2 separate regions of the Homo sapiens genome follow, and region 2 is linked to region 1. A link is a contact called in ENCODE Hi-C data. All regions are on one chromosome and are shown on one strand. Each heading gives the region's core, a stretch centred on a gene start or an enhancer-like site at or near the end of the contact. The rest is flanking DNA. Distances are from core to core; before and after follow the strand shown. Region 1 overlaps PTPN21 (protein tyrosine phosphatase non-receptor type 21). Region 2 holds the start of EML5 (EMAP like 5).

Region 1 (3,583 bases), core at 767-3,266:
TGGGTAAACTCTTTCCCTTTCCAGGCAGGGCCTACTCTAGTCAGTCTCCTGATTACAAAAGTCTCCGGAACCAAGGTGGACACCGGCTGCTATGTTCACCAACACCCCTGAGCTGCAGGGAGCACTCACCAGCCATCTCACTGCGCTCAGCGAGTGGCCTGCTGCAGTCTGAAATACAAGTTTCCCTTCTGGAGAAAGTCTCTTGAACCCTCTATCACTTGGCTTTGCAGGTTGAAGGATACCATCCTCCCTTTTCCTCACAGAAAAGAGCAGGGGAGCCACCTACACCAAGGGGCCTCTCATGACTCCCCAACTCTCTCGGCATTTTCCTTATATAAATCAGGGAGGGTGCTTACAGCATGACCAGTTCTGGGGCTTAGAGTGAGAGACAGTGGGTTTGAAGCAGATTTCTGATCTAACAGGTTGACATTATTATGTCATTTAATTCCCAATTCAACCATAAAGGAATATTAAGTATAAAAGTCTCAATATCCTCACTTTATAATTTTAAAAGACAGATTGTTATCCATCTAACATTTTTAAGGTTTGGATAACGATCATTCTGTTATCTAATGCACTTTGTTAGGGGGTGGAGGGAGAAGGCTGTTGGATTATGCCATTGTATAAATACTAAAATATAGTTATCTGGGTCAAGATTAGATGAGTCACATAAGGCCATCCCAAGCAGCAATAAACTACAATAGATCAGGACTGGGGGTAAAGGGGACACCCTGGGATTACAGTTCCCCTTTCTGTGCAAGTCGAGTCTATCTCCTGGGCCACCAGTCACCCCAGCCCAAAGCAGATGTCCAGAAGCCACCGTCCAGTTCCAGGCCAGGGGCAGTTTTGTTAAATGCCTATCACGCTTTAGTTTACCCATCTGGCCCATGACAACAAGTCTACCAATACTTCAGAATCATAATATTGGAACATGACTAAACAGTCTATATTGAGAGCCTTTAAAACATGGCCATAACAATTAAAGTTCTTTTCATTTTATTATCAAGCAAAATTTTAAAAGCTAATATTAAAAGCTTCATTTACTTTATGTGGGAAACAAACGCTCACAATGAAATATATTAGTTCCCTACAGAATGAATCATAAGTAATTACATAGGAATAGCTCATGGAAATCGACTGCCACAATCTATTGGATATATAGAGATTGAAAGCAAACTTTGGAAAACAGCCCTTTAAACATAACTATTCCATTTTAAAAAGATTCAGGTGTTCCTTATTTAGGTATAGCATATGCAACTGATGACATTAATGTAGTTTTGTTCACACTTGCCAATAAATAGCAATATTCCAAAAACTAGAGCTGAATTTCTAAGACTCATTCACCATAATCAATCATTTGTTGCTTTTCCCTCTTCCCTCTTTTACTTATTACAAGTTGTTAATTTGCAAAAAAAAAAACACAAAACAAAACAAACAAACAAACAAAAAACAGGCACTAACCACCAACCAATATGGATGCCTCATGGAAAGGGATTATGTTTTATGGTTTATTCAAAATGTAGACTCTCCACTATTTTCCAGAGAAGAAACAAACTGAGGTAATAATGGCTCAATATTATGAACACTCTTAACTTATTAAAGTCTTTAAAATGAAAATGCTGTGGTCCAACAGACTGCATTATCTACTGCTTGAATCTTAGAACTTACTTCTGCATAGAAATCATGCCACATATGGCTGGATAACCAGGCCAGCCCCAGGGAACCCCAAAGGCAAGTAGCACTACTGAATATCACCACCAGGGGGAACACTTTCATATGCAAATACACCCAGGCCCCTAGCAGAAACCGCTTCCCATATTTACAAAGAAAGCAGGTTCCTCCTCCCTGTCAGTGCTTACGAAAATCCCATCACCAGACCAGCGATGGGGACTCGGATGCAAACATGGTGCAGGGGAAGGCAGAGAAGAGACAGGGACTGGGCCATACATGCAAACCACTGGCCAGCTCCCCGTCCGGGTGGGCATCCCCGCATGTTATCTTTACACTGCTGCTCCTGCCCAGAGTTTCTCTCACACCCTGCAAGACAGAAGGCACTTCCACAGCCTTTCTCCTTCCTTCCTGGTGCTAAGGGACAAAATGCCCTTGTTAGACTTTGCCTCCACCCCATGCCTCATTTACAATCTGTAATAAAAGGAAGAGACAAAGGAGCAAAAGTGCTCTTCTCCCCTGTGACTCCCATCACTGCCACACTCCGGCTCCCATTGTTCACTAAGCCCTTATGCACCGGGCACCTTGCCAGACAGGGGACACGAAGATGAGGAAGAGGAGACCCTGCCCTCATGGAGCTTCATCAAACAAGAGAGACAGATCAAATGAAAATGATCTGTCAGTTGATATCTGTCAATATGAAAAAAGCAGGCAGGAACTACTCTAACAGGCTAGCACAGCGGCTAAGAGCACAGGCTCGAGTCTTGCTGCTCCACTTACTAGTTGTGTGGCAGGGCAAGACATTTCACTTCTGTAAGTCTCCATACCTTCATCAATAATGGGATAGTAATAATTGTGCCCAACAGGGTTACTGTAAGGATTAAAGAAAATAAAAGCTCTCAGTATAATGCTTGACACAGAGCAAGCATTTACTAAATTATTGTTATGAATTATTCAGGTCATTGTTATAAAAGAGGTAGAAAAAACAACTTTCAGAGTGGTGTCAAGGACTAAGCAAACTGAATGTTTGGTGGTGTCTATGGGGGCTGTATTTTAAACTCAATCTTGAAGAATGACTAAGAGTCTGTCAGAGAAGGGAAGGAAGGGCATTTTAGCAAAGGCCTGGGCTGGGGGCATTCACATGATAAGGAAAGATGCCTTCCTGGAGTCAGACTCCAAGGCCAACTGGGCTGGGGCAGCTAAGTCCAGAGAAGGACCTCAGGAGTCTGCCCTTAATCCTGTACCCAGGACGGGGCGGGTGAGAGGCACATGCTCAGATTTGTTCCTGACATGTAACTTCAAGAGCAGTGCTACATATTTTGCTTATCTATCCAGAAGACTGACTGCATACAGATGAGATAGGGCGTGGGGGGCCAAGTGGGAGGGAGCTCCAGGAGGTGCCTCCAGACATGGACCAGGGACAAGAGGACAGCTTAAAGAAAGGTTGTGGGAATTGAGTGCAACATTTCGGGTCTCAGCTTAGATGTCACTTGGCTGGGTAGCCTTTCCTATCTTGGCAGTTCTGGGTGACGTACCATTTTCCTAAGGGATCTTACAGCACCAAGACATCTTGAATCAGAGCTCTTAACACCTGTATCTATAGATTAGCTGAACAAATTCATTAAGGCCGACAGTGAGCCAGGCCCTTGCTTGGCATGGGGAATATAGCACTGAAGGCAGGGAAGAGTGTCTGTCCTCAAGCACTGCTCTAGAGCTAACCTGCTGGCAGGGGATACAGGCAAACAAACAAACAAACAAATATAGAAATTCACATGGTGCTAAGTGCTATAAAGAACAAAACAAAGTTAGAGGGTAAAGAGACAGATCATAGTGGAAGGGGGGTACCATAGGACAATCAGGGACAGCCTCTGAAGAGGGTCATATCTGACCAGACAGCAGGCTGCAATGAGGGAGC
Region 2 (3,905 bases), core at 205-2,704, 300 kb after region 1:
ATTACATTTCAAATATACCGCTCACTAAAGAAATGTCAACAAGCTCTGGGACCAACTTTGAGTTATTGTCCAAGGAAGACTAAAAATAGCCCCCCAATAGCGATTTAATTTTAAGAAAATACAAAAGTAGCTTATTTAGGAGTATTTTAATGAAGATGAAGAGAACTGGAAATCAGTGAAGTTTTCAGCAGCCTCTTCAGATAAGACCTACCTTAAATTGCCTTCAGGTGTGCACATTTTAACATCCAGTGAATTGCCTGGAGGTTGCCTGGGGTTTCTGCTGATTATAGCAGGCGGTGAAACCTGAACTAATAATTACGGCCAGGAGGTGAGAGCCCTTCAGGACGCCACCCTGGGCGCGCTCCCCGGGAGCAGCCCACCGCTTGCTGTGCTTCCATCAGTCCTTTATTAGGTAAAGGGTTTCCCCCCACCCCGGGTGCTTTAAGAATGCGTTTAATAAGAAATTTCTCACAGGATCTAACGGAATAAAGTGCCACCAAAATAACCTTTTCGCAGTTTTCGTAATTGTGATGGAGTGGGAAAGGGGACAAAGCCGTCAAACCGGGTGCCCGGTGGATCCGCGGACCTGATCTTCCTGCACGGACCCGAGAGAGAGTCCCTAGACGAGGAAGAGGGGAAAGGCATTTGTAGGGTGTTAACTGGTGGACTCGGGACCAGAGAGACAGCTGCGGATTCCCCTCGGGGTGATGCTCCGTGCAGGAGCGGTCACGGCGTCCAGAGGAACCCGCGGGTGCAAACTCCGGGAGCGGCTTGCAGGGTGACGGCGGCGGCCCCCGCTCCCCGGTACCTGATGATGTCGTCGCTGTGGCCCCGGTAGAACTTCTGCCTGTGCTCCCGCGGGCTGTACACCACGCCGACCCCCGCCACGAAGTATACGATCTCCTTGGCCGCAGTGTAGTAGAGGTTGTTGCGGCACTGGTGGCCCCGGTAGCCGTACACCCACTCGAGCCGCAGGTGGCAGCTCGGGGCGCTCCGGGCCGCCATGTCGGGGCGCCCACCCGCCGCTCCCGCTCGGGCCCGCGGCGGCGACGGGAGGCGGCGGCGGCCCGGCAACGAAAGCCCTCCCGCTGGCTGCCGGGACTTCCCGCCAGCCGCGTCCTCTAAGCCGCGCCCGTCAGGTGCATCTCGTTTCGGGGGCCGCCGCCGCCTCAGCCCACAGGCGGGAGGAAAACCCTCGCCTCGCGGAACATGCTGAGGGCCGCGAGCGCCGCCGGCTGTCAAGTGGATGCCCAGAGCCCTTCGCCCGCCTCGGCTCGCCTAGTCTCCTCAGCCCGTAGCGCCTGGGCCGAGAGCGAGGGCCCGCCTCCAGCTCCTCAGCCGCCGCCCGCGCACGCAGCTCCCAGCCCCGGTCACCTGCGGCGCTCGCGCCCCGCCGCGGCTTTGTAGCCACAGCCTGGCGGACCCGCGCCGCGCACCCCGAAACCGAGCGAGCCGAGCCGAGCCGAGCCGAGCGGCGGGCGCGCGGCCTTGCGTGGCCCCGCCCCCTCCCGCGCTCACTCCGCCCCTCCCGGAGCCGAGAAGAGGCTGGAGTTCGCGGGGCCACGGTCTAGTTGCGGAGTCGCTGGGACCGCGTCTCTGCAAGTGCGCGGGCCGGTGAGCCCTCCCTCGTTGAGCTGCTTAAGCCCAGGCGGACCCTCGGCGACCCCGGGCTCCCGCTGCTTTGCGTCCTCAACCGGGAAGCACCTGCCGGTTCCGCACGGTCCCTGCACCCAGCGTAGGCCACGTTTTTGCCTGGGAAAATCCACACCGGGATGCTAAATTCTCTTTTTTACGCTTGATACCTTGTGTGTCTTGCTGCCTTATAGTGCTTTCGGACCCAGACATTGGAATGATGCCGAGCTTCCTAAATGTGCTTTTAAATTATTATTTTTAGAAACAGAGCCTCGCTCTGTCGCCCAGGCTGGAGTGGAGTGGCGCAGTCTCAGCTCACTGTAGCCTCCAACTCCTGGGCTCCAGCGATCCTCCCGCCTCAGTCTCCGGAGTAGTAAGGAGTACAGTTGCGTACCACTATGCCCGGCAAATGTTTTGCTTTGTTTTTAAGTTTATTTTGTAGAGGCGGGGGTCTTGCTGTGTTGCCCAGGCTGGTCTCCACCTCCTGACCTTCAGCAGTTCTTCTGCCTCAGGCCTCCCAAAGCGCTGGGATTACAGGCCCAATCCACTGCTCCTGGTCCTAAGTGTATGTTTTCTTAAGTGACCGCAAAGCTGAAGGTAGACTTTAGATGGTAAACTGACATGTGAGATCTGATTTCCGAATAGCAAAAAAAAAAAAAATTGTACTTCGATTTTTTTAAAAATGACTGGGACATCACCAACAGTTACTCTTAATTAAATAAATTCAATTGTGATCCTGTAGAAAACTCCTGTAATAAAAGTATTGGGAACAATCAATTCCTGACTATGTCATTTCCCCTCCTACTCAGTTGTGTCCTCTTCTCACAGGAATATGAACAAGATTTATCAATACCTCTAAAAATAATTGGAAATCCACAATTTAAAAAGTGTTAAGTTCAGGATGGCCACAAGATTTACAACAAAAAAATACTAATTCAGGATATACCAATATGAACCCTTATTGTCTAAAAATTACTGTTTGATTTCCATAGGAAATACCAAGACAGAAATCTGACAAAAGCTAAAATAAACTACCATCGTTTCAAGAAATATGACTCCAAAAGGGGTTGACTCCTGTGTGGTACAGATATATTGGAATAGATGTTATCCAATGTCTACTTCCTCAAAGATGCCAGTTACTAACTTGAGACAGGATTACCGTTTCGTCTTTGATTATGACTTCTAATCTGCAAGCAGTTTACATGCAGGAAATAAAGGCCATCTGAAAGGAATTTACATAGATGTCATGAAAAGTAAACTCTGAAAGAGTTTCCATTCTGGGCAGAATCTGAAAAAGAGGAATAGCTTTCTGGCAGCTGCTGCAAATAAACAAAGAAATCAGGCCTGAGAAGTGGCTCTAAGGCCCATGTAGGGTACCCTGGGCAAAAGCACACACAGTTTCTCTTTGTCACCAGGAGGGCGTTTTCTGTTTTTTAATAAGAATATGTTCTAATTCACTAGTGAGTTCCTTGAAATCCCCTGGTGAGAAAAAGAAAAATTGTTGATTATTTAAATTCAAGCAGTGAACTTAGAAAACATTAAATATTTGTTGCTATACATTTGTGATATATTAATTACTGGTTACATGTAAATTTTATGAGACGAGATGGAAGAATATAGTTTTTTCTATGTTTCGGATTTTTCAGCACAATATCTTATGGATCCCATGATACACACTTAAGTACTCAGATTAATAAGAGATTTAAGTAATTTATTTTCCCATTATCATATTTTCCATTACGATTTTAATGACCCAAGTGTAGAGTGCGAAGCAAAAACATTCTTAATTAAACCATCCTCAACTGGCGACTCAAGACCAAAAGAGACAGCCGAGGCACAAAGGTGGCTAGAAAATGAACCATTCATGAATACTAGAGGAAGAAAAAAACAAACCTGATCAGTTCTTACCCTCACAACTTTATATAATCCAGTATTACCAATGTCACATCAGAAAGCTTAATGAAGCTTCTATTGCTAGGTGATATTCCATCATCTGTATCCTGTGAAAGTAATGCAAATAAGGATGTGGGAGAAAGAAACAAAAAATTATACACATCAACAAATGGACATTTGTTAAGCATTCCAGACGAAGGCTGCAATACCCCCTGTATTCGTCCGTTCTCATGCTGCTAATAAAGACATACCTGAGACTGGGTAATTTATAAAGAAAAGAGGTTTAATTGACTCACAGTTCCGCATTGCTAAGGAGGCCTCACAATCATGGTGGAAGGCAAAGAGGAGCAAAGTCGCACATGGCAGCAGACAAGAAGAAT

Evidence for each region. Hi-C counts contacts between places; a loop is a spot of excess contacts on that map. Pooled maps may share reads with other maps.
Region 2: a map of naive thymus-derived CD4-positive, alpha-beta T cell shows a loop between it and region 1 (10-fold over the local background). The contact joins the promoter of EML5 here to the enhancer-like site in region 1. A Hi-C loop is called at or near these places in 1 of 168 maps with a recorded cell type or tissue (naive thymus-derived CD4-positive, alpha-beta T cell), 7 of 37 single-sample maps with no recorded cell type and 11 of 50 pooled maps.

What each region holds. Positions count from the first base shown.
Region 1 is chr14:88,490,620-88,494,202 of GRCh38, forward strand. The region is part of intron 10 of PTPN21 (protein tyrosine phosphatase non-receptor type 21); the gene reads right to left. Among named protein-coding and RNA genes, the nearest start is that of PTPN21, 63 kb to the right of the region's middle. RefSeq lists an enhancer at 1,824-2,013. Within about 2 kb of position 2,017, at least 5 of the 41 ENCODE cell types and tissues checked have a DNase peak (open chromatin) inside an H3K27ac peak, as active enhancers do.
Region 2 is chr14:88,791,499-88,795,403 of GRCh38, forward strand. EML5 (EMAP like 5) reads right to left here and starts at 1,455. Exons shown (of 44, transcript NM_183387.3): 1 at 809-1,455. The coding sequence starts at 1,005. RefSeq lists silencers at 966-1,045, 1,236-1,595.